Regions from separate parts of the Mus musculus genome. Here all the other regions are linked to region 3. Evidence: chromatin loops called from intact Hi-C (ENCODE). Cell type or tissue: left cerebral cortex. All regions are shown on one strand. Region 1 has its middle 60 kb from the start of Gm22169. Region 2 overlaps Rora (RAR-related orphan receptor alpha). Region 3 holds the start of Rora (RAR-related orphan receptor alpha).

Region 1 (8,000 bases), 250 kb before region 3:
AAGTATAGTCCCAAATGTATTTAGGTATGAACGTTAGAAGCACTGATCTGGCCTGAACTAGTTTTGGGTATATACGTAGTAAAGAAAGACTGTCTTCTAGTAGTGTTTAGGGAGAATTCTCTATTTACCATCTTATGCCCATACATAATTAGGCATGCTTATAATTAAAATCAGATACATTGTGGTGAGTGACATTTACAACAAAGAGATGATTACATAATCTGTTAAAGCAGAGAACCAACCAAACTATACCACATAGAAACCTTTCAGTCCCAGAAAAAGAGACTCCAGGTTATAGCTTAGGCTGCTAGAGTACACTCACTCATGTGGCCAGCTGTCATTCTTTAATATTTATTATCATTTAGCTTCAAACAAAATGATCTTGTTTCTTTGCGAAACACTGTGAGCTCTTATTTCTAATCCTTTAGAGAAAAGGCCCAGAGCATGGGCGCACCTGACCTAGACCTTGACCACAGGTAATGTAACTGACCCTTGCAAGTTGTCCTCTGACTTTGACATGTGGACCATGGGACATACTTTCATGCACATTACATACATATGCACACAACACGCATAAGTCAAACAAAATAAATCCCTTAATAATTTTGAATAGTGTGCTCTGAGTACCTAAGATGTTCTTGGTTACTGCTCAGAATATTTCTTCTAAATATCATTGCTTCTACTTCATAAAACTGGGGAGTTAAAAATGAAAAGGTTCGGCGGTCTCCATTTAGATATAGTTTCCAGACTTTTAAAGTAGTCTTCTGCATGAAAAATACACTTATTTCTGGGTGATAGTTTCATGGTGAAATGAGAATTTTTTAACCCCAAAATACAATGCCTTCAATTAAAAAAATATTTTTTTATTCATCCAGTGAGTCAAAATGAGATGTCCAAAGCATTAAATGTCAAGACATGTCACAGTACCTAGTGACCCAAAATATGTTCACTTAAATATGCATGTTTCTTATTACAATGTGCAGATGTTGCAGGCAAGCCTTAGTTCCCAGACACAAAAATAGGCTCTAGTGGTCTGCAGCACAGTAGGGTCACTGAAGTTAGCAGTGGGGTCTTGCAAACTCCAAACTGCCTAAAAGAGGGTTTTGAATGTTCTCATAAAAATTGATGAATGTTAAGAATGGCTGCCATTCGAACTGTCCTGATTTTATCACTGCATGATATATACATTTACTGAAATCCTGTAAATATGACCCATTTTCTGTCCATCATCTCTTTCTTCATTTAACTTATCTATCTCTCAGTGTTGGGGGAGGGGGGCAGAACTCAGGGCCATGGATAGGCAAGTGCTCTACTGCTGGGCTATATCCCAACCCCCCTCAAACTTTATATGGACATCTCTTAAATATTAATAAATTTCTTTTATAAGTCAGTTTTTCAAGCATGGTGTCTCTCATGTGGTATTTAAGAAAGACTGAGAGCTTAGACTAGATCAGATCGCTACTTGATGCAAGGACAATAAAAGTAAAGTACAATATCACTTAACCACTGATAAAATGATGTGTTAAAATAAGTTCCACTTAGTATTTCCACCTGCAATGTCAGGTGTCTGTCTTCCCACTCACCTTGGAAGGAGAAACTTCCCTGCCTTGGCCCACCTCCACTGCTAGCTGCTAGTGTTGGATTGTAGAGAGTTTGCAGGGTCTGTGCATTGCTGGGACCTTGGGCTCTCTGCTAGGGAATCAGCCACCTGCCCTAGCCCCAGCCACGATGCCCTTCCTTTTTCTTCTTGTGGTCCCACTGCAAGTTCTAACTGAGAAAGCATGGTCCTGGAAACCATGAAAACTGAGGTAGGGGGACAGTTTCACTTGTTCCCTATCTCCCTTTCCCCCTATCCATAGTCCTAACTGGGTTCTCAACACCCTCTCCCTCCCCTAAGAGATCACTTCCCCCAGCTTGTTTTTGTTGGCCTTAGACTGTCATATTTGGAAGCATCAAATTTTAGCTACTCCAGAGCTATGCTCTTGATGGTGGGTCCTGTCCAAAAAGGAGCAGCCAGTCCGTGCTTCTGTTGGGGTTCTGAGATATTTTTGGTTCTCTCAACTTTTGGAAGCAAATTCTCCAAACTATTTTAAATCTAGGTGTAAATAAGGGTCTCTCTCTCTCTCTCTCTCTCTCTCTCTCTCTCTCTCTCTCTCTCTCTCTCTCACACACACACACACACACACACACACACACACACACACACGAACTTGCAATGTACCCAAGGATGACCTTGAACTTTGGTCCTCCTATCTCCACTTCTCAAATGCTAAGATTACCAGCAGGGGCGGCATCTGCTTTTTGCAGTGCTGAGGATCAAACCCAGGGCTTCATGAACGCTAGGCAAGCGCTCTGATGACTGAGCCTTAGCCCACCCCAACATCACTGATTTTTATATATCCTGGGGAATAAGCCTTGATACACAGTAGTAGTTCTAACAGCCCACAACCCCCATGCTTCTTATAATGGAAACTAGACTACAATTGCTATCACAAATATGGGTATGCTTTTTTTATTTTCTCTGTTGAGCAGTCCAGAGTTAGGCATCTGTCAGTGTTGGTTCAGCTGCTACCCTGTCCTTGGGAGATCAGGACTTTTTTTTCTCCCTATAGCATGTTAGCTTTTTGTCTTCACAATTCTGTCTATCAAAGTTCCTGGCATCACAAAGCACACTGTTAGTTTAATTCCACCCTTGTACCCCTCCTGCCATCCTGCAGAGCCCAACTGATCTCTCTGTTCCAGGTCTTTTACTTTGGGGACATGTCTGTGCAGCATCTGTGTGTACACACAGAGGCCAAAGGTCAGGTTTGCTCCTCGGGACCACTATCCATCTGGTTTTGTGGAGACAGCATCTCTCATTGACATGGAACTCTTCAGTTTGGGGAATCAGGCTGATCAGTTCACCCCAGAGCTCTGCCTGTTTCTGCTTCTCTGGCAGTTGGATTACAAGTGTGTACCAGCATGACTGGTTTCTTTACGTATGGATAGAACTCAGGCCCTTATGCTTGTGTCTATACCTAGCCCTCTAATTCCTCAACAACATCACTGTAATCCACCTTCCATATAGAACCAAGGTAATCTTTTCTAGAATACAACGCCAGATATTCTGTTTCTATTGCTTAAAAGTCTTCAGTGAACCTCTAGTAGGAGTTAGGAAAGGATCTAGACTATTCTTACCTGCTTCATGCATCCACAGAAGCAGCCACTGTCTCCCCATCATGGACCCTCTCTAGTACTCACCGCCTCTCCTTATGTCCTAGTACACAGCCTCTCCCCTCCCCAAACACCATGCTTATCTTCACTATAGATCCATCATGCCTGCTTTATCCTCTGGTCGAAATCATCCTTGTCCAACAGGGCCTCCTGCCCTCTGCTTCCCTCCTTCCTAACTGTTCCTATTTCCCACATCTCTGTGGTAACTCAATCTCACTTCACCATTCTTATTTGAGTGATCTAGGAAGCTTTTCCAAAATGCCACCTCTAGTCCTTGTTTTATGGCGTCAGAACTGATTGGCCTGTGACAGTCCCCAAGCATTGACATTATATTGCAAGCATTCTACTATGCAGCTTCGACTGGGAGCTCCTAGGCTTCAGGGCTACAGGCAAGGGACCATGAACAATACTTTGAGATAATCCTTTAATGTTGACATTTTCATTGACTCTCTACAACTTAACTTGATGAGGCAGAATTAGGGTGCTCATTCCTGCCCTGTATCCCCTATACCATAAAGAGAGAATTTGTGATGAGTCACGGCTTACAATAAGGAATGACAGAAAATGTTGCAAACTAGAAAGTATGTTCTCTCCATCCCTCCCCCGCTGTGTGTGTGCGTGTGTATGTGTGTGTGTGTATGTGTTTGTGTGTGTGTGTGTGTGTGTGTGTGTGTGTGTGTTTTCGTGCTTGTGTTCCCAGGGAGAACATGGTTTCTCAGCTCATCTTGCCCTCTGTCTCCCTCTTCTAGCTGCCTGGGAGTTGTCAGTCAGGTTGGGGAGATGGACTGAAACCTCAGAGGCTCTCAGCAAGCATGGAGCTGGCCCAAGTGGTCTGTGAGATGAACAGGCAAGGGTCAGAGGCTGACAGATGGTCTTTCTGCCACACAGACTGCAGGCAGATGGCTCTGACAGTTTGGACAAGGCTGCAACTTTGGGCCGCTGAGGCGGAGCCTTGAAAAGATGCTTCAAGAAGCCGCTAGATAACCCTCCCCTCTCTCCCAGAGAGTAGACATGGATTGGGAAGATTCACAGAAGGCAGGGAGGAGAAGTAGCAGCAGGGGAGGGTGGAAGGAGGAGACTGACGCTCATTCTCTTCAGGAAGGCCTGTAACTGTAACTTTCTTGCTGAAGAGTTTGAAGAGCCTCAAACTCACAGGCTGGAAGGCAACTGGGGTGATGCTTAAGCACACAGGAAGTCCTGTGCAAAGCTGCCTGAAATTTCTGCCCTGCTTCTAATTGGGGCACAACTTCTTGTGTGTATGTATGTAGATCTGTGTGCACATATGTGTGTGGATGACGACAGAGGTCAGCCTCAGGTGTTGTCCCTTAGGACTCCATTCATCTTTATTTATTTACTTATTTTGAGAGAGAGAGAGAGAGAGAGAGAGAGAGAGAGAGAGAGAGAGAGAGAGAGAGAGAGAGACTTTTACCTGAAGATAGTTGTCAAGCCCCAGGGAGCTGCCGGACTCTGTCTCCTCTATGCGGGGTCAGAAGGATGCACACCACACCTAAATCTTTTAATTCTGGGTGAACTCAGATCTTGATGCTACAAAGTTAGTACTCCCCGACCTGAGCTATCTTCCACCTAGAAAGCATCATTTCCAAGAGCCACCTAACATCTTTCCTCTCCTATTTCCTCTCGACAGTGGACTCTTCCTCTGTGGACAGCTTTGTGGGGCCATGTGCAGCCTCAGCATAGGGTCTGGCCTACAATAAATGCTTCTAATATGTGAGATGTGACTTGTGCAGCCTGAGGCTATAAAATAAGCAAACCAGCCTGTGCCTCCATGATCCAAACTCTTGGCAGATTTGCCTCTGCTGTGCACCAGTCTCTACCTTCCTCCTATATGCTCCAATTTCAATTTACCAGCAGAGGCAGTTTCTACTGGAAGCAAGGAGATGAGGGATAAGGTACAAGGCATAGGCCCAGGCATGAGGTAGCAGTCCAATCCTGTTGTTATCTATTTAAGCAGAAGCCCCAGCCTGGTCCTCAGCCCCCTCTGCCGCTAATGTCTACTTCCAATGAGCTCTGTAGAGAGCCCAGATGAGGGCTATTCTCCCTCTCACACTTTGGTCTGTGGGCATCTGGGGACAGCTGCTGCAGTAAGTACAATTGTCCCCTTGTCCCCACGCACCAGATTTTGCAGGGCCTCTTGGCACATGCCTACAGTCGACATTTAATTAACATAAAACACTATAAAACACTATTAAGACAGGAGCTAGATTGGGAAGCTGGCAATTCCCCAGCCCCATGCAGCCAAATCCCCAGACACAGGTATGTCCTTCAACTTGTCTGGATGTTTGGAGACGTGCATGTCCTTTCCCGTTCCAGATCTGTCACCTCGGGAGCCAACCCCCACCAACATCCTCTGGCAGACCCTCTGGGGTGGAGCTTGAGGACAGGACTTGAACATTGCATCCTTATGTTTACGGCAAGGGCTTATTGTCTCCTTGGCTGACTGTAGAGCATTATGGCTGCGTGCCAAACAACCTCTGCAATGTGTAGGCCCACCCCAGAACCATGAAGATCACTCTAATCATCTTTCCTTGCTTGTATATGTCTGCTGTCTTCTTCCAACCTAGAGTTCTCATTCTCCAGCAGCTACTTTCCTTGTTGATCTGATGACTTCTTGAGAGGACTTCCTGTCAGGTCTCGTGTGCCTGCCAGTTATCTGAATTATCCCAGTGTTGGCTGATTCTACACAGAAAACAGAAGTATGTCTATCAAACTGCTCTGCAGACTAAACCCATGCAGTACCCTTAGCAGCTAAAGATACATTGGACTACGTAAGATGTGGCTACCGTGGACTAGGAAGTCTTAGGTTCTAATGAGAGTCTCATACACTGACTTCACTTTAGTGTGATGTGGGGACACATTCAAAGTCCTCTGGAAGCAGAGACAGGACTGGCTGTCCTTCCAGGCAGGAATGACGTGGGACATCAAGAGACCCAAGGACCCTGAGAACAGCACTCCCAGCCAAGGTCTTCTGATAGTCACATTTTCTTGGCTATGGCTGCAAAGTCATGGAGCTGAATGTTAAAGGGGTTCAGAAAGGACCTTGTGAGTCATTCCCTCTGTAGCCTAGCCTGGTCTGGGATGTCAACACAGGGTTTTACTGACTTGTTATCCCTTAGGAGACCAAGATTCCCTAATGAAGAAGTTCGTGGACTCTGTGAGGTGCTATGTTTTAGGATTAGTTTTAGCCTGTTTCCCTTTGTCGGTTTCTCTCCGACTGTTCCTAACTCCTAGAAGAAACTCCTACCCAAGTTTACTGGAATCCAGAGGTGGGGCATCGAGGTTTACCTAGGGTTAAACTGCCACATGGGCACATTTGCTTTTCTTTTTAATTGAGCCAAGAGAATTATATAATTTTCCACAAGTTACTTTGTTGGAAAACCAGTGACTGGGTGGGGGTGGGAGTGGTGGGTAAGAGAGGAAACAGAGCAGATGGAAGCCCAAATCAACACCAGAAATAGCCTCCACAAAGATACGGTGCAGCGGGGACATGGTGATTATGAGCATTGGTTGTCCTGGGCTAAGGTCTTATCTGGCTACTTCCTAGTTGGCATCTGTGTCTGAGTGTTCATCTCTTCGGTGCTGTCTACCCTTCCTTTGTATTTGTTTCTACAGAGCAGATCTTAACCCCTGCTCTGTGAGTGTTTACAGTCTGATTAGATACACGCTCACAGTTTATGTGAATCTAACTTGAGAAGCGTGGTCTATGCACATAATCTGGGCCTTACCTGGGAGCTTGCAAGGTTGCTGGCTTGCAAACCCCCCCACTCTATAATTAATGAATCTGTATTTCAATCAGGTCACAAGTGATTTTCTTGCACATTAAAATTTAGGAAACTCCACTCACCACTTGCCTCATGTGACTACATAATAGCATCATGTAGGGAATATTCAAAATTACAAAAGATTGACTGCTCTTCTTATAGGTATCCTCATGTCATTGATATGGAGTCAGCCAGGTCAACTGTATGTCTCAAAACTTTAAGGTGAAACAAATCCTGAAATCTATAGTCCTCCTCAATGCTTCTCAACTCTCTGGTACCTGGCTATTCTGTTTCTCCAGTTCCCATCCATCCGGTTACAAAACATGAAAGGGTCATGTGCCATGGATGCAGTAACAATGTCAAACTGGTACAAACACTAGTAAATTCTTACCCAACTTTTTTTTTTAACTTGTCACAAATTCTTTACTGAGAGTCTGAAGACCCATAGTGGCCATTGGAGTATACTCTGAACTCAGTATAGACAACCCTCCACCCCAGTTAAAACACCGACAATACTTAACCCCATGCACACCGGCATCCTTCAGGTCAAGGGTTCCAGAGACTATTGGACACAGTCTTAGAACACATATTTTCTGAAAGGTGCTATTCTGCTGTTCTCAGTCCTTTAAAGGGTTCCCTAATGACACCAATATGTATATGTACACACACACACACATACACACACACACATATATGTATATATAATAAGTAATATATATAATAAATATATTATAAATAAATTCTATATATACACATACATTTTTCATTACCCCCTTTATGGGAGCTTAATCAGCTACACTGAATGGTTAAGTAACTTACCCAAAGTCGTAGTGGAGGTCAATAGAGGCAGCAGGCTTTATCCCTAGATCTCCCAACTCTTGGGCCTAATTCTGCTGCCCCACCTGTAAGCACTTGTAGTAAAAGCAGGAGACTCCCTCACACACCAGTCCTTCTGTCTTGTCCCTTGGGTTCCTAAATATACTTGATCACACTGCTCCCTCCTCATCT
Region 2 (8,000 bases), 64 kb after region 3:
AGGGACCTGGCCACGAGGTGGGGTCCTGGATTATCTGGGTGAGCCCAGTGTCACCAAAGAAGCTGGAGATTAAGGTGAGATGAGAGGATTTGAAGACAAAAGGAGAAGCTTCATACAAGTACACAAATGTACGCACACCCACTCACATGTAAGAACACGCACTTACATGCACACACACATGCACACACACACACATGCACACACATGCACACACATGCATGCACACACACATGCACACACGCATGCACACACAAGCATTAAAAGGTAGAAAAAGGAGAATAGTTTCTGTCAGAGAACAAGAGTAAGACGGGCACCCTCATGTTCAGTGTCACCAGGCCCAGCTTAGGCTCTGGCCATAGAATGTTGAAACAGCAGGTATTTTGCCCTTTGATTCACTGTACAGAGCTGTGTTCACCATGTCAAGTATACAAAGCCTTACTACTACACCCATTGGGCAGATGAGAGGAAGAGATCAGAAAGACAGAGGAAGTTCCGTTGCATCAGAGCGGCAGTCCCTGTGCAGTAGGGATTCATCCTCAAGTCCTATTTTAGAACCCACACTGAGAACTAAAACACTGCCTCTCCAGGAGTCGATGTCTCGAGTCTGTGGCCCAAGTCATATGGCTTCCTTTTGGCCCATCTCTTCAATTTTACCAGGCTGGAGGAGCCAGCAGGCAGGTTCATGTTGGGACACGGGCAGAGGAAGTCAGAAGTCGGTGATGAATCATGTGAATTTTTCCTTTTCTTTGTTAGGTACTATTGATGTATGCTGTTTTCTTCTTTCTGGGGCTTTTGGTAAAGAAGGAAGTTGCCAAGGGTGCTGCTGAAGGAGAACAGGAAGTGGTTCCAGCATCCACTGTACCATCAGTAGCTGATGGAGAGGCCAAAAGAGGGCATGCTTTTCTCATGAAGCGAGTAGGAGTTAAACCCACCTCCAATATTAACAGGGAAACAGGAAGGCTACAACGATCTTAAAGGGCTGAAAAATCCCCGAGGTGGCTCAGCTAGGCCATTCCTCTCTTCTGAGTAGAAAGGACAAGAAACTGGCCAAGGACTCGGAGGAAAATGTTTATCTTCGCTGGAGCAAATCTTCATCTCCATCAGAAATTAACAATGCAGAACCTGGAAACTGGGTAGCTGAGGCACAGAACACCATTTGAGGTGCTATCAGGGAGGACCACGGGCCTAGCAGCATCCACAGGACCCTGAAGAGACACACTCCTGATTGAATGGTTTTGACCATCAAAGTCAAGCAAGGGACAGAAAGAAGCCCAGACTTGCTTTGGAGCTGTGTAAAGGTAGTGGGAGTGAGACTCTGGAGATGCTGGTTAAAGACAAAGGAAGGCTGGGTTTAACTCCATTGGTGCCTGAGGCTGTAAGTGGCCACCTACTGTTCAGATGGGGGCATCTGGAAGATGATATCTAAGGCCATCTTAGTCCTTGGCTGGAAGGATTCAGTCATTTTACAGCTTCCTTTCTAGTGTGAGTGCCACATTAGAGCCATGGGTAGAGCCACTGGGTGGGTGGCAGAATGACTGTTGGGGTGAGAGGAGGGAAGGGGTTCAGGTAAGGGCAGCTGGGTGTGAAGCGTGCAGACCACATGCCCACCAGTACACAGGAAGCCTTGGGTCTCATCTCCAGTATCACGGCAATAACAGCAAGATAAGGAGATATGACAGAGAAATGGGTGCTTAGTGAAAAGTTCCTGCAAGAGGATTTGCCCAAGCTAGACACAATCTAATAAATTATCTCTTTGGCTGGTCAGGGAATGGGTGACAGATGCTATGTTCTTTTGTACATGGTAGCTCAGAGTCAATTGCCCAAACACAGCTGGTACCTTCCAGAATCAGCATTGAAACTCAGTGCTTTGATTTTGCGTCCAGATTCCCTCCCTCCCTCCCTGACTCCCTCCCTCCCCCTCCCTCCCACTGAGCTGTCTCTTGGGGGAGTTGTCATATGCACCCAGTAATAGTTAATGACATGGAAAGATGTCCAAGAGATACAGCTAGCTCAATAACGCAGGCTGTGAGATCGTTTATTTACTCCAGAAATGTGAAGTGGTATATCCCATTGGACTGCCAGGTAGCTACTTCCACGTGTTGAAGTTCCAGTTACTGTTAAGATCTTTTCAGTAGTCTGCACATCTCATACCAGAAATGGCATTCTGGGTTTTCATGGATGCTAATTGGATGCTAGGCTTTTCAGACTCCTTTGATGGAGTTTTGTCAGAACAGCCTCTGCCAACTCTTGTAGAGGTGGTAGGTGGGCATCAGGTGGGTATCCTGAAATGTCAGCAGAGTAACCGCCGTTAGGACTGGCTTTGCATGTAACTACAGGAGGGATGGATTATGAGGAAGCTGTAGAAAAAGAGAAAGGACTGTCAGGAGGGTGGAGTCTGTATAGTTAGGCTGCTGCCCCCTTGGAGGGCTCTGAGTGCCAGGTTAAAATTTTAGTGTTATATAATCAAGCCAGCCATCATTCCAGACCAAATGGGAGAGAATCTCGGGAGACTCCATCCCTCTCTGAGAGGTTTAGGTAGGTGGTGGATGCTGGGAAGGGACAGTCAGCTCCTCTCTGTACATATGGGCAACACTAACTGGACTCAGTAGGTTAGAAGGAGGAGAAGGAGGAGGAAGAGGAGGAGGAGGAGGAGGAGGAGGAGGAGGAGGAGGAGGAAAAGAAGAAGAAGAAGAAGAAGAGGAGGAGGAGGAGGAGGAGGAGGAGGAGGAGGAGGAGAGGAGGAGGAGAAGAAGGAGGAGGAGAAGAAGAACAACAACAAACAATAGCAAGACAAAGAAGATGAAAGAGAGAAAGAGTATGCAGCTTAGAATGGAGTGTGAGCAAGGAATTAGTTTGGAGATAAGTTGAAAGGAAGGAATGGTATGGATATATTCATATAAACAAGAAAAAGTTTTAAGAGTGGATAAATAAAATAAAGGTCCTGAGTCCCACCGACTGTGAAGCCCTAACTCAGTGGTGGTAGTGGAGGTGCTGTGTGGAAAAAATCTTCATAAATGTAGGAAGAAATTAAATGAAGAGTGTGTTTAAGATGTTGCTTTTTCAGCACAGGCTGCGGGAAGAAAACTCACTGACCCAAGCTTGATTGACCCTAGGTTGTGACGCGCTATCGCCACCTGGTGGTCACATGGCCAAATTGTAGGTCTAAACTTCAGATCCTAAGAGTTTAGGCAGAAAACTTCACCAGAGTCAAAAAATCCTAGTCAAGTTGTCTGCATCCCCTGAGAGTTTTAAAAGTCTATAAATATCTGCATAAGAACTGAATATTTCATATTTATCTGAATGTCTTAGTGATGTAGGCATTGCTGCTTTGAGGAACTCAAAATCATTCAAATATAGCAGATAGAAAAAAAAAATTATCTCCAGGAATACACAGATCTCTGAGTCCAGCTGGAAGTTGAGAAGACTCAACAGCTTTGAGCCTTGTAATGAAGGGATAAAAAGACTTTTTAAAAGCATCCCTGGCAGGTTGATGTCTAACAGACTTAACTGCTAAGAAGCAAGTGAGCAATGATTCTTCCAAAAGTTCTCTTTTCAGCTGATTCCGCAGCCTGACTCATTGGCGTTGCAAGGGCTGCTTCTGGAACAGAGCTGTGGCTGATCCTGTGACTTACTTTTGTCACTGTGTCCAATCGGACAGAATCAACAACTATGGCTTTTTTTTTTTTTTTTTTTTTTTTTTTTTTGTGGCTGTCTCTTGTAAATCCAGGAAGGGCTGACCTTAAGAGGAGAGGTGCACGCTGGCTTCAGAGCCATGTGTGCTGGTGAGGAGGCCCTGGGAACGAAGACAGACACATTCACACAGGCAGAACAACTGACATACACAGGAGTCTCGAGGTTAGACCCTTCCTCTGGCTTCACCTCTGAGCAGCTCTGTGACTTTGGGCATGGCGATCTCTCTGAGGTCATGCATTCCATTCCTGTACAGCTAGGTTTTAGATTTGTTCTCCTGTAACTATACCTTAGGGCCAAAAATCTGCACATGAGTGTAAGTGCGGGAGGAATCCAGACGTGTGTCAGAGTCCCTGGAGCTGGAGTTATAATCAGTGGTGAGCCATCCAACACTGGTGCTTGGAGCTGAACTAGGGTCTTCTGAAAGCACTTTTAGCCCATGAGCCATTTCTTCTGCCTCAGGGCATGCAGTTTTTTCTGGAAAGTACCAGGGATGCATAAAGTTGAGTTCTTATCTTCATTCCTCCTCTCCCTTCCTGGCATCCCCTTTTCTTCCTTTCCTTTCTCCTCTCTGCTCATCCTTGCCCCTGTCCCATCTCTCTCTGCCCATAATCTTGGTCTCTTCTTCAGCACTAGCACCAGCACCAGAAAGATAAACATAGTGAATTATCCTACTATTCCAAGGGACTTGCTGGTGCACATACATGTAATAGCTATTCAGTGGAAACTTCCATCTACCATGTCGAGAGCACTGTCGGGGAAGATTGTAGCCATTTGTCAGGGTTCCCAGAGGCCTCATAAGTAAACAGTTTTTCCAAAGAGCTCCCATTTTAAAAATAGGAAAAGCTTCTGACTTTGTTTGCTGTGTTTCTTCTCCCTGTACTGAGCATCCTCCCACTGGCCAGACTGCGCATTCTTACATCATTCCAGTCGGAGGCCTTCAAGGACTGAAGGCAGCTCAGTGTATAGAGAGAGTGGTTTCAGAGCACAGCCTCGGGCTGCGGGAAGGTTTTACTGCTTAGGTTCTGTAACCTTAGAGAAGTTACTTAATCTTTCTGGGATATATATATATATATATATACACACACACATATGTGTATATATATATATATATATACACACACATATATATATATATATTATCTGTGAGTTAATTAAAAAAACCTATAAACTACAGAGAATAATTGTGGGATTCAATGAGATCTCTTCAGATGCCTCATTAATCTTTATAACACATTAATGCAAATGTTACCTGTAACTTCAGTGTTGGTCCTGAACAGTGACAAAGAACGGGTTGCTTCCAGGTTTGACAGGATAATGCACCCTGACCTTCTGCTTGCTGAGATCTACTTCTCTCCATAGCCCTGTTTCCTTTCTGTTTAGAGAACCTCCAGGGTTCTCCAGGGTGGGGGGAGACTCCACATCTCTCACCTGTTTTGCCTATTAGAATTTGAATGGGTATTTATTTGAGGTAAAGTTTCAAACCACTCTCGTGGCATCAGTCTGCAGTAAAGGCCCAGGATGGAAGAAGGAGTTTAATAAAGGACCGGACTATATTAAAGCACAGCCGCTATAAAGCCATTGAAATACTCCTGAGACAGAGGGGAACCAAGGATTCACACAGCCACTTTTGAACCGTGAAGAAGATGGGACTGTCATTCTAGCAAGAAATCACCCCAACAGATGACAGTGAGAGCCGCATCCACAATCAGATTTCAATTGGTAGCATTTTCCTGGCTGAGAGTCGAGGAAGGCTGCCTTGTGCGGCTCAGTGCCTGGCATGGTACTGACACGGGAAGCTACTCCCTTGGCAGAAGCGGCAGGAAGGGGAGAGGAATAGGAACTATTATTCTGACAACGCATGAGTGTCACATTGCACATTGACAGCAGTTTATTTATTTATTTATTATTTATTTTTTGAGCTTGAGAAGAAGGAGTAGAGAGGACCCGGATTCTCAGAGGGTGTGGAGACATTTTGGGGTGTTGGGTAGGGGTGTTCAGTGTGGGATGACATAGGCAAGGTTCCACATCTGTCTTTACGAGGACCCTCTGCTCTTCATGGGCAGCCCAGTTTTCTTTGTTTGAGTTGACACATAATAGCAGTGGATGTTCTTGGGTGTTGTATTTTCCCGTGTGTGAGCAGTAAATAGCTAGGCTTGCTTTGGTGTTGATTGGCACGTGGGATTTGGGAAGAGGGGCTTCTTGGAAAGGGTTCTCTAGTTACTTAGCCCAGCTGTCAATTTCCATTCTATCTCCATATTGCTTCTAATTTTCTAAACATCATTCTTTATGCTTCTAGATTTCCTTAGCTTTTAATGGAGGGGCACTCTATTGCATCTACAGACCTACTACAGAAAGAATTGTTCCTCTAGCCTTTACTGATCTGGAATAAACAAGAACCATGACGTCTGAGTTGGAACAAGGAGGTGTAGCTCTCACTTCTCTGGAGGGGAAGGCTTGGTAGAGCCAATTCGTACAGACTCATGGGACTTACATAAGGACAATGGAAGCCTGTGGGGATTTAATAGCATTCTGCATGATAGCCTAGTTAGAACCCACTCCTCGCCTTTTCCCTGAGCAGGGCCTCCTTAAGTCAGGCATGCTCTTTAGTGTTGTGTAAATCTTGTCAAGACAGTGACAGCTGATTATTTAGGAAAACAGGAACTTGTCTTGCCCTTCAGTTCTGTGACCTCTCCACCCTCAACCTCCCAGTTGATCTGATGTGTAGCATGTTATCCCATCTGAGTGGTGCCCATATCCCATGATGCTGATCCCTAAGGGGTTGAGGATACAGGAAGAGAATGGATGTCAGTGGTGGCTCTGAAGGGCCTAGGAAACCTCATCATTGTGTCAGGGAAAGCAACAACTCACACATAGTTCAGATGGCTTTCTCCATATGTTTGTGATATGAGAAAGGTCATGGATCCTGCCCAGGCTGGCCTTTAGACCTCAGTGGATGAAATCTCCAATAGGAAAGTGTTCCAGCATTGACTGGGGGTCTTGTGCTGCCTCACCATTGATTGAGAACACTCACGGGTTAGTTTGAATCATAGCCCTAACGCCCCACTTTCCTGTTGCACTATCCTGGGCAAGTCATTGTATCTCAGCTGAACCTCAGTTTCTCCATAGGAGTCATGGAAATAAAATCCCCCCTGGGGAGAAAGAGATGACAGGTGAAATACCCCACGTGGCTCATGGGGTTAGCTGTGGTGGCCAATAAGATGCAGGATGCCTCTGAGATGAGACAGGGATATCAACTCTCCCTGATGAACTATGCAGGCAACCTTTGCCCCAGAGAAAACCAGCAGCCCTGATTCCCTGACCCAGCTATGCAGCTTCTATGTTCAATATCTGCACCTCTTCCACACACACCTGGCCCTCAATATCTAGCCTCTTCCCTTAGCATCCTTCCCCTACCCTCGAAAATAGAAAGTACACCTCTAGAATTATTTTGACTTGAAGATTAGAATCATGTCTGTGGGTGATTGGTTGGTACTCTTTCCTTGCCTCGCCTAACTTTATATATTCTAGAATCTTCTAAGGCCCTTAGATGGAGGGATTTCTGGCTTTTGATATGATGCATTGCCTCTGATTAGGCATAAGATTCTACATTTACCATGATACACAGGTCTAGATGTTATGAGCCCTGACCAATCAGTACCTACTAATATACTAACATTTCTGGCTTCTTTTACCCTTTTGATTTCTGCATCCATCGCCTCCCATGAGACATAGACATGTGCACACAAATAGATAGGCACATAAACTGATAGTTAAATGAAAATATCAGGTAGAATTTCAGTAGTGTCTGGGGCATGGATGGAATTTATTAGCAATGCTGGTTTCCACTGATACTTGCAGCCATGGACCCCGATTTATTTATTCACTGACTGATCATCCAATGTCCGTGGGGTTCCTGTGTGTGAAGAGTTCCTCTGCTGAGCATAGTGTGTGACACATAAAGGGGAAGACCTCTTCTGACCCTATTAAAGGAAGCATGTATCAATTCTGTCTTCTGCCAGATTCCCCAGTGACAGGGGCTGTATTTCAGGTTTTGTAAGTAGCAAGTAGCGGGCATTAAGAAGACCTGTTGCAAACATCCTAAGGGCTGTAGACAGGAGGCCTTGGAAAATGTCTGGAGCGGCCCCTTGAGGTGTTAGCTCTTTCATTACTTCATAACTAAACTCGAGACCATAAAACCTCAGGGCGCTCAGAATGTTTTGCCATGAAAGGAGGCGTCTGGTATAGAAAGCAGGATCTAGAATCCTATTAATTCCTAAACATTGTTAATTGAAGCATCAGGGCAGGGA
Region 3 (8,000 bases):
CATGTCTGATATTGAATGAAGACAACAAAAAGGAGGTGCAGATGTCAGAGCCAAGAGTTATAGAACCCAGCAGATGCACTGGGATGAGGACAGTTAGGGACTGGAATGTGACAAGACTCCAAATGAACTTGGAGGTTCTCTGTAATTACCCTAGCAGAGAATTAAGTAGTATTGCCATAGGGAGGGGGACCTGGGATTGGTGAGGAGGTCCTGGACTCCGTATGGGGACAGGGGGAGGAAGAAGAAACTGGAAAGCAAAACATGGATTTAGACTCATCTCCTCTATAGAGAGCAGCTTTTCTGAGCCAGAGCCTATCAGAGAACTGAGTGTAAGGGGAAAAAATCACTTAAAAGCAAACATTGTTGCCCTTTGTTCCATGAGCAGGGTCTAAAAGAGGTTCCTGTCTATCCAAATATCTGGAAAACTGGAGAGTCTTAATTAGTAATCAGAAAAGGACCCCAGGAAGGGAAAGAATATAGACCTGCTCACTGTGTTCTTCCAGTTTCAAATGCTTCCCCAACCCAGGTGATTTACACTCTAGTAACTAGCAATGATTGACAGGCAAGAAGGTGTCTAGCTCACTTTTATTTTTCCCCTAGGGGACCACATTTGAGTTTCTGATTGTTTTAAACTCAGACACAGCAACTGTGTTAAGTTAGGAGAAATTTGCCCCCCACCCTTCTCTGGGATCTTTCTCCAAAGGGAGCAGACTTTATCTCAGTGTTTCATTTTGTTTTGAAACAAGGTTTCACTCTGTAATCCCCACTAGTCTGGAACTCACTTTGTAGACCAGATTGCCTCAAATTCACAGAGATCTGCCTCTATCTCGACTAAGGCTTGAAGGGCCTTACTTTCTTTTCTGGAAGATGTTTCTAGACTGACCTAATCCAATTGGTTGAAGGAGAACCATCAAGGAAGCTATTGAACAACAAGAATCTATCTCCACCACTTTGCTACAACAGTGTAATTACTACATTCTACAGTTTATCCTTATGAACACCGATAGCTGTGGCTACTATCAGCTTCCTCAAAGAAGCTTCTCTTTATAGCAATTGGAGCCCTACCTAGAAAACCACAACTGGATACAAGGCAGAGATCATGGGGGAGGCAAGGCCCCAACGGATACATCTACATCACAGCTCCACTCTCTACGGCTCAGGGAACATGGTAGAAGAAAGTTCAGAAATATTGGAAGAGCCAGAAGAGTAGGGACTCTGCTGTGATACAGTCTCTCATTGAATCAACATAAATAAAACCAGAGTGATATCAATATTGATATTGATATTAACGTTGAAGAGATCCTGTTTCTAGACTTGAACTATAGGTAACTATGAACATGGGGGGGTAGAATCAGCCTTTCTCAGGATGAGCATCTTTAATTAGTTGTTCAATGCAGAGTGGTCAGCTTTGAAGCCATATACACACCACCAATTCAAAACGGACGTAGCAGGTTTGATTTATATTTATTTGTGTTTACACACGTGCATATATATGCAACAAATGTAATCAAAGACCAAGAGCTTTTTTTGGGGGGGGTAGGAGTGGGAATGGGAGGGGGAGTTACTAGGAGGAGCTGGAGTAAAAAAATAAACAGGAGAGTGATGTAACTCTGTTTCAAGTAACAACTTAAAATAAAAATAAAAAAAATAAAACAATATTCTAAGACAACCAGCAGATGTATTTTGAGACTTCTGTCCCAGAGGAAGTTGTCTATTAAGCTGTGTGCTTTGAAGTGTTTGTTTAGACTTAGAGAAGTCAAATGTGATGGTGCAAGAACATCAGCAACAGGCTAACCAATAGAAAGTCCTGAGAGTAGATGCTACTCAGAAAATGAGTCTGGGGAATCCACCCATCTGATTTGAGATAGAGGAGACCATTATAGCACTGTGTACAGGCACCAGCGGATAGTCTATGGCCAGGGATCATTGCAGAGCTCAGATTTAGGTGTTAGAAGCCTTCACATCCCATCCAGATCATCTGGAAGAATGGGCCACAGCTAGGCAGGTGAATACACAGGCCATGGCAAAGATCACTGTGTGCTTGAATCCAATCCACATAACCAATCAACAGCAACTGGCAGGGGGTGTGGGAGGAGCCTTCTTAAACTATTTAACTAGATTTATCCTTTTTTTTTTTTTTAAAAAAAGCATTTTCCAAACCAGAAAATTAGCAAAGTACAATGTCTCCCCATTCTCCCCCCACCGCACACCCCTGAAACACACTTATTTTTGCCACCTTCTGGTAGATAATAATATTTGTGTTGTTAAATTTTTCAGGTTTTCTGGAAGGAAGGTGGGGGTGTAAAAATGAACTGATTTCATTAGCATCTTCAGAAATAAAAGGAAATGGTGGCTTCATTATTGAGACAGAGAAGCCAGCTCTCACATAAGGATATTCACCACCCAGCCTATTAGTGCTGATATTTCCTACTGGAGTTTGGGGTAGAGGTAAGCACTTAATTCTCAGCTTTCCTTAAGTATCAGCTAGTAGATGGGTGTGCTCCAAAGGGAGTTAAGCTCAGAATCATGCCTTATAAAGATAAGACTCGTTAATTATCTGGATTTTTTTTATTATCCAGACGTTATTAATACCTCTCCAGGATGTCTGTCTGCTGTAGATGAGCCTGTGCATTTAATAGCAAAAATACCAGTGGGAATAGGAAACTAGCAGACACACTGGAGTTCAGATGCAGCTAGGCCCCTTTCATGGGTTCAGAAGTCCTTCACCAAACTGACCAAAGTTTTCTTCACAAAATAGTGGCCTGCCAAACAGTTTCTGGATCCTTCATGGAGGAAAAAAAAAAAAAAAAAAAAACACGGCAAAAGAGCTTGAAAGAGACCTCTTCCCATAACACTAGTTACTGGCTAGACATATGCATCCTACAATCACAAAATTTATTTTAGACTCAGTCATATCTAAGACTGGAAACCCCAGACTGTCCCATCCCAAAGTAAAAAGCGCCAAGTTTGTCGTCTGGTCCTCCCACCTTCCTCCTTCCAGAGGGTTGTCAGTCAGCTTCTAATTCCCTTTTAGTTTTCCCCAGCCTCGGACCGAGCTTGCAGAGAGCTGCAGTTACCAGCGAGTGCCCCAACGCGGATAACCGGATTTGTCTCCTCCTCCCAAGCTGGCTGCGGATAGGAGACACCGAGTTACTGCCCCCGAGGGAATCTCAAAAGTAGACAGAGCCACACGTCGCCGACCGATCCTTTCTGTAGCTGGGTTAAAGAGGAGAGGGAGGATCGGGGCGCAGGAGGCACCCCATCTTTCTCCTCCCTCCCTCTTCTCCACCTCCCAAATTTGGCAGCCTTGTGTAGCTCCCGGTCTGGGGTCTGGAGGGTGGAGAGTGTGGGTGCGGGGGCCGGCTGGAGACGCTCTCGCTAGCGCTGCCTGTGGCCAAACCCGCCTCACGTCCCCTCTCGGCCGCACACGCGTCCACCGCCACTCGCGCGCTCGCTCGCGCTCTCGCCTGGCTAGGTCCCTCCTGCTCTCGCCCGTCTCCTTTTCCTTTTTTTTTTTTTTTTTTTTTGGTACCATAGAGTCGCTCTGAAAACAGAAGATAGAGGGAGTCTCGGAGCTCGCCATCTCCGCCGATCTCTACATTGGGAAAAAAAACATGGAGTCAGCTCCGGCAGCCCCCGACCCCGCCGCCAGCGAACCGGGCAGCAGCGGCTCGGAGGCGGCCGCGGGCTCCAGGGAGACCCCGCTGACCCAGGACACGGGCCGCAAGAGCGAGGCACCGGGCGCGGGGCGCAGGCAGAGCTATGCGAGCTCCAGCCGAGGTAGGAGACGCTGCGACCAGGCTCCGGGCAGGGGGGCGGCGGGAGCGGTGCGCCGAGCCCGGAGGGGACCAGGCACCCCGGGGGAGCGCGCGCTCGGGGAGCGGGCGACACGCGGGGTCCCCGGGACCGGTGCACGCGCGCGCGAGCCTATCGTGGTGCCCTGAGCGACCGGCACCCCCGCCCCTCCCCCCGCGGCCCCCCACAAATGTTGCAAACTTTTGCAAGCCAGTGCTGGGCTTGCGGGAGAGGGCAATGGGGGACGGACCCGAGCGTTGACAGCCAGACGACTCCAACCCCACCTCCCCCTTGATTGCATGTTTTATTTTCTGCAAAGAAGAGCTATCCAAATTAAATACGATTCCCCCCACCAAAAAGAAACCGAGATGGGGGAGTGGGGGTAAAGAAACTTTTAAAGCGGTAGTGTCCTTTTAAGAAGGGGGAGGGGGTCTGTTTGTGGCTACTCGCTTTCTCGGTTACCTTTTCTGCTTTTGACAGTTTCCCTCATACCCATCCCCACCACCCCGCGGTAGGAATCGAGAAGTGTTCGAATCCTCCCTCTCCCGGAAAAGCTTGGAGGTTCGGGAGGAGTGAGAGACCTAGAAGTCTCAGGGGGCGGAAGGGGGGCGACGCGGGCAGCTTCTCTTCTGCAGCTCTTGGGGGTAGGCTTGGAGGACAAGGCAGAGAGATCCGGGTCCCAGCGCGCGGGATGTTGTGGAGTTGATTTTCCCCGCCGGGCAAAAGGAAGAAGCGCAACTTTGTAGCCGTGGGTTCGGAGCCCGCAGTCCTAGAGGAGGCTGGCAGGGGGCGTGTGCAGCGCGCGGAGGGAGGGCAATGGTGGAGTGGGGCGCTCCACGCGCGATTGGAGGGAGCGGCTGCGAGGCAAACAAGCCGAGAGAGAAAGCCGAGAAAAGCACCCAAACTTATTTCTGCTCTGGGAATCCTCCGCTCGCCGCGATGCCCAGCGTTTCTGCCGGAACCTGGGGTTGATCGGAGTTGAGTGCTGGTTGGCCAGGGCTAAGGAGGCAGCCCTTCCTGGGCCTTTGGTTCATTTTGTGTTGGTGTCTGGAGTGTGTGAAAGAGAGGACCTGGGGAGACAAGGGTGCTTGCTCCTCTCCGGTCGTTTTCCAAAAGTGGTCTAACCGGGGGAGCGCGGGTGGGGGGAGCTGACTTCTTTCTTAAAGGTGTCAGAAGCTGCTGTGGGATCCCCACCCCCTCCTTCGGGGGTGGGGGATTATTTATTTGAATGCTCCTGGAGTTTGCAAAGAGCAGGAGGAAGCTGCAGCTTTAATTACTGTTGTAAATAATGTATAAATCACGCCTGTCACTCCGGAGGAAGCAGGCTCCTGCGAGCCACCCAGGGGCTTGGGACAGAGTGGATCTCTCCAGCCAGGTTTGGCGGCTATGGGGTCTGTGGGGAGACGAAGGGGGGACCGAGAGCCCCTCCCTTCCTCTTGGATGTGTTAGTTGGAGGTAGGAACATGGCTGATCATGTGCTGGCTGTTTTACAGTATTCTCCCCTCCCGCCCCACCTTAGCCACACCCCCTGTCCGGGAGCTTTCCCATTCACGGAATTCAAGTACAGTAAAAGCCATCCGGATGACATATGCTGCTGCTGGTGGTGGTGGTGGGGTACCATTTAATTAAAGGCGATTTCCGAAGAGTGTGTCGAGGCTCTGTTTGAATCAGGGGAATGGGGGCGACAAGGACCGGGACGAAAGGAAAGGGGTGTGTGTGAAGGCTTCGGGTGGGGGGCGGCCGCAACGGACCACCAGTTCTGCGAGTTTGTGCAGAGCTTTTGGCTGCAAGGAGTCTATTTAGAGCCCGAGATTTGGAATGCGAGCGGGTTATGTAACAGGGTTAATCAGAAACGCTGGAGAAAATCCCCTTCATGTGTTTGGAGGCTTTTTTTTTTTTTTTTAAAAGAAGGGGTGCACAGTGTCTAGTAAGTGGCTCTGATTTCTAGTTTGTGCCTTTCTTCTTTCTCTAGCCCCTCCCCACCTCCCCTGCTTTATTAACATCTTCAGGTGTCATTTCTGCCAGGTGTGTTCTTGCAATAGATGGGGTGGCAGGCTGCAGAACCAACTACAAATCTGTAACTCGCAAATTATATAAAGCCGGGGAATTTGGTACCCCCCCCGGCCTCCCCAAAGATCCAAGGAACAAAAATAGAAGCAATGTGCACCTTCCAGGATGGCCTGCTGACCCATATCCCTCTACCCCCTAGAGCCCCCACCCCCATTCTTTGAAGAAACCTGTCTGTTGTCTGTTTCTCCAAGGAGATTTAATGGGAAGGGGGGAAGGAAGGCCCAGACACTCCACTCACATCCGGCACGCAGGCACTAGGTTACATAACAGTCTGAATGGAAAAAAGGAAGGTCAGACATGGAGGCATCCTTTAGCCAACACAGCAATAGTAATATCTTCCAGGAACTACTTGCAGTTGCAGACCTTGACCTCAGATGTAGTATCTACTTCTCAGGGTTGCCAATCTTGGTGTGTGTGTGTGTGTGTGAGAGAGAGAGAGAGAGAGAGAGAGAGAGAGAGTGAGAGAGAGAGAGAGAGAGAGAGCATCTGGGAGAAAAAGAGAGACTATGTAAGTATGCTGGGTAGTTGTGAGTGCTGTGCAAATGGGAAATGTTTGGGTTTTTAGATGATGTAATGGAGTTGGCAGAATATTCAACTCGGCTCCTGGAGTGTAAGCATAAGAAAATTGGAGCTGGCATCCCATATTAATGTTGCATAAATTACAATATCAGAAAGAAATTAACCTACACACTAGGTGATTATGCCTCTTAAATACTTAAAACATAAAAGCACAGGCTCAAAGCGCAAAGCAAACACCACCACCTCACAATTAGCCTGTGCCACCTCCTGGAAGGTGAGTGAAGGTTCTGGGTGAATTGGGAAGCTTCCTGACTCGGGGAGGCGTTTTCCAAGGGGCTTTGAGGGCTTGTTTGCAGCCGGCAGATGCTTGGAGTCTATAGGGATGGAGGGTGTAATTCTCATGACATTGATGTGACCTCATGAGATATTACCAGGGTAGATTTGAGGCTATTGCTACATTCCTACGTCCTAGGAATCTAAGTATGAAACGGATTAGAGGCCTTCAGTGCCTGGGCTTTCCAAATCAGATGTGTGCTTTCATAATCTGGAAGCTTATCTTCCTGTGCTCCTTACAACTCCAAGGGAATGGTAGCAGTCTTAATGAAACCCTTCGATTTTCTAGAAAGTATTAATGACAGCTGGTTTCACTCTGCCCTGTCTTTACAGCACTGTGAAAGAGGCGGAAGAAAATAAAAGACAGGCAAGAACCAACATGATGGGTAAAAATGAAAGGAAAAAACCCACCGTGAATCTTTAATTTTACGTGGCTTTCAGGGGCTTTAGGGAGCTGTGAGCATTGTGACATAACTGTTGTTAGGAACCCTTTCCCAGAATCTCCATATTATATGCGCACCAGAAGCTTGCATATTGCACATCACTAAAGTTACCCTCACAGGACCCTGCACCACATAGTGAGTGGGTTCCCAGTACTGGTGTGCAAGGCTTTTAGGACAGGCCAACCTAAGAGAGAGAGAAAAAATCAAAACCAAAGGATGGGATTAACACTGAGAAGCTGGGTGGGATGGAGGGACCGCCCCCTGGAAGCTCAGCTGAGAGTGACTTAAAAGTCAATTAACAGGGCCTGCATGGCTCTGCAACCCAGAGAGATGCTGGAACTGTCTAACTCCTACACTCTGGAAATGCTTCCCTTGCCCTTCTCGCCAGCCCCTGCTGATCGATGTTCTGGAAGGTTCTCCTACCTAGAGATATGGCAACTTTTCTAGAGATGAATGTTCAGATTAGTTTCTCTGGTTGGGAGAAAAATTCCTTTGCCAGAGGAATGGGATAAACTTTTTTTTTCTTTTTTAATTGAAGGACTTGAATTTTCTGGGAAATTGCTCATAAAAGCATTTATAATTATACTCTTTAAAATGCAAAGGAATAATTTTAGAAAATGCATTTCATGATAGTTAGGGTAACCTTTCTGTTGCTTCCTCCTAATTTCTTGTAAAGAAATGAATTATTAATCTAGAATTTGAGTTCCGAGTGGCTAAAATAGTTAAAGCACACCCATTCTCTCTTTTCAAAGTGGCACTCTGAGGAGCCCTGGTCTTTAGAAAGTCTGTTTGTAACCCCGAAGTATGGTGGATGCCTTTGTAGAACCTGGGTTCTGGCAA

The links. A loop is a pair of places that touch in the nucleus more often than their neighbours do. Peaks named below come from ENCODE experiments on the same cell type or tissue, not always from the same donor. Only the 100,000 strongest peaks of a DNase experiment are listed, where the experiment ranks them.
Region 1: it touches region 3 in a loop (6-fold over the local background); 3 of 42 quality-filtered maps call a loop at or near these places.
Region 2: a loop joins it to region 3, with 6 times the contacts of the local background. A loop is called at or near these places in 8 of 42 quality-filtered maps.

Annotation. Positions count from the first base shown.
Region 1 is chr9:68,397,031-68,405,030 of GRCm38, forward strand. No RefSeq gene overlaps it. Among named protein-coding and RNA genes, the nearest start is that of Gm22169, 60 kb to the right of the region's middle. In left cerebral cortex, no CTCF peak of the experiment used is centred here; DNase peaks (open chromatin) are centred at 4,170, 5,338, 6,204 and 6,671.
Region 2 is chr9:68,714,034-68,722,033 of GRCm38, forward strand. All of the region lies in intron 1 of Rora (RAR-related orphan receptor alpha), which reads left to right. Among named protein-coding and RNA genes, the nearest start is that of 9530091C08Rik, 47 kb to the right of the region's middle. In left cerebral cortex, a CTCF peak has its summit at 3,137 (motif pointing left); DNase peaks (open chromatin) are centred at 3,123, 3,525 and 4,576.
Region 3 is chr9:68,650,193-68,658,192 of GRCm38, forward strand. Rora (RAR-related orphan receptor alpha) reads left to right here and starts at 3,594. Exons shown (of 11, transcript NM_013646.2): 1 at 3,594-3,780. The coding sequence starts at 3,615. Gm31325 (a long non-coding RNA gene) reads right to left here and starts at 3,599. Exons shown (of 2, transcript XR_379584.1): 1 at 3,533-3,599; 2 at 2,875-3,216. In left cerebral cortex, CTCF peaks have their summits at 3,578 and 4,558; DNase peaks (open chromatin) are centred at 3,087, 3,404, 3,605, 3,730 and 6 more places; H3K4me3 peaks cover 3,350 bases; H3K27ac peaks cover 3,272 bases.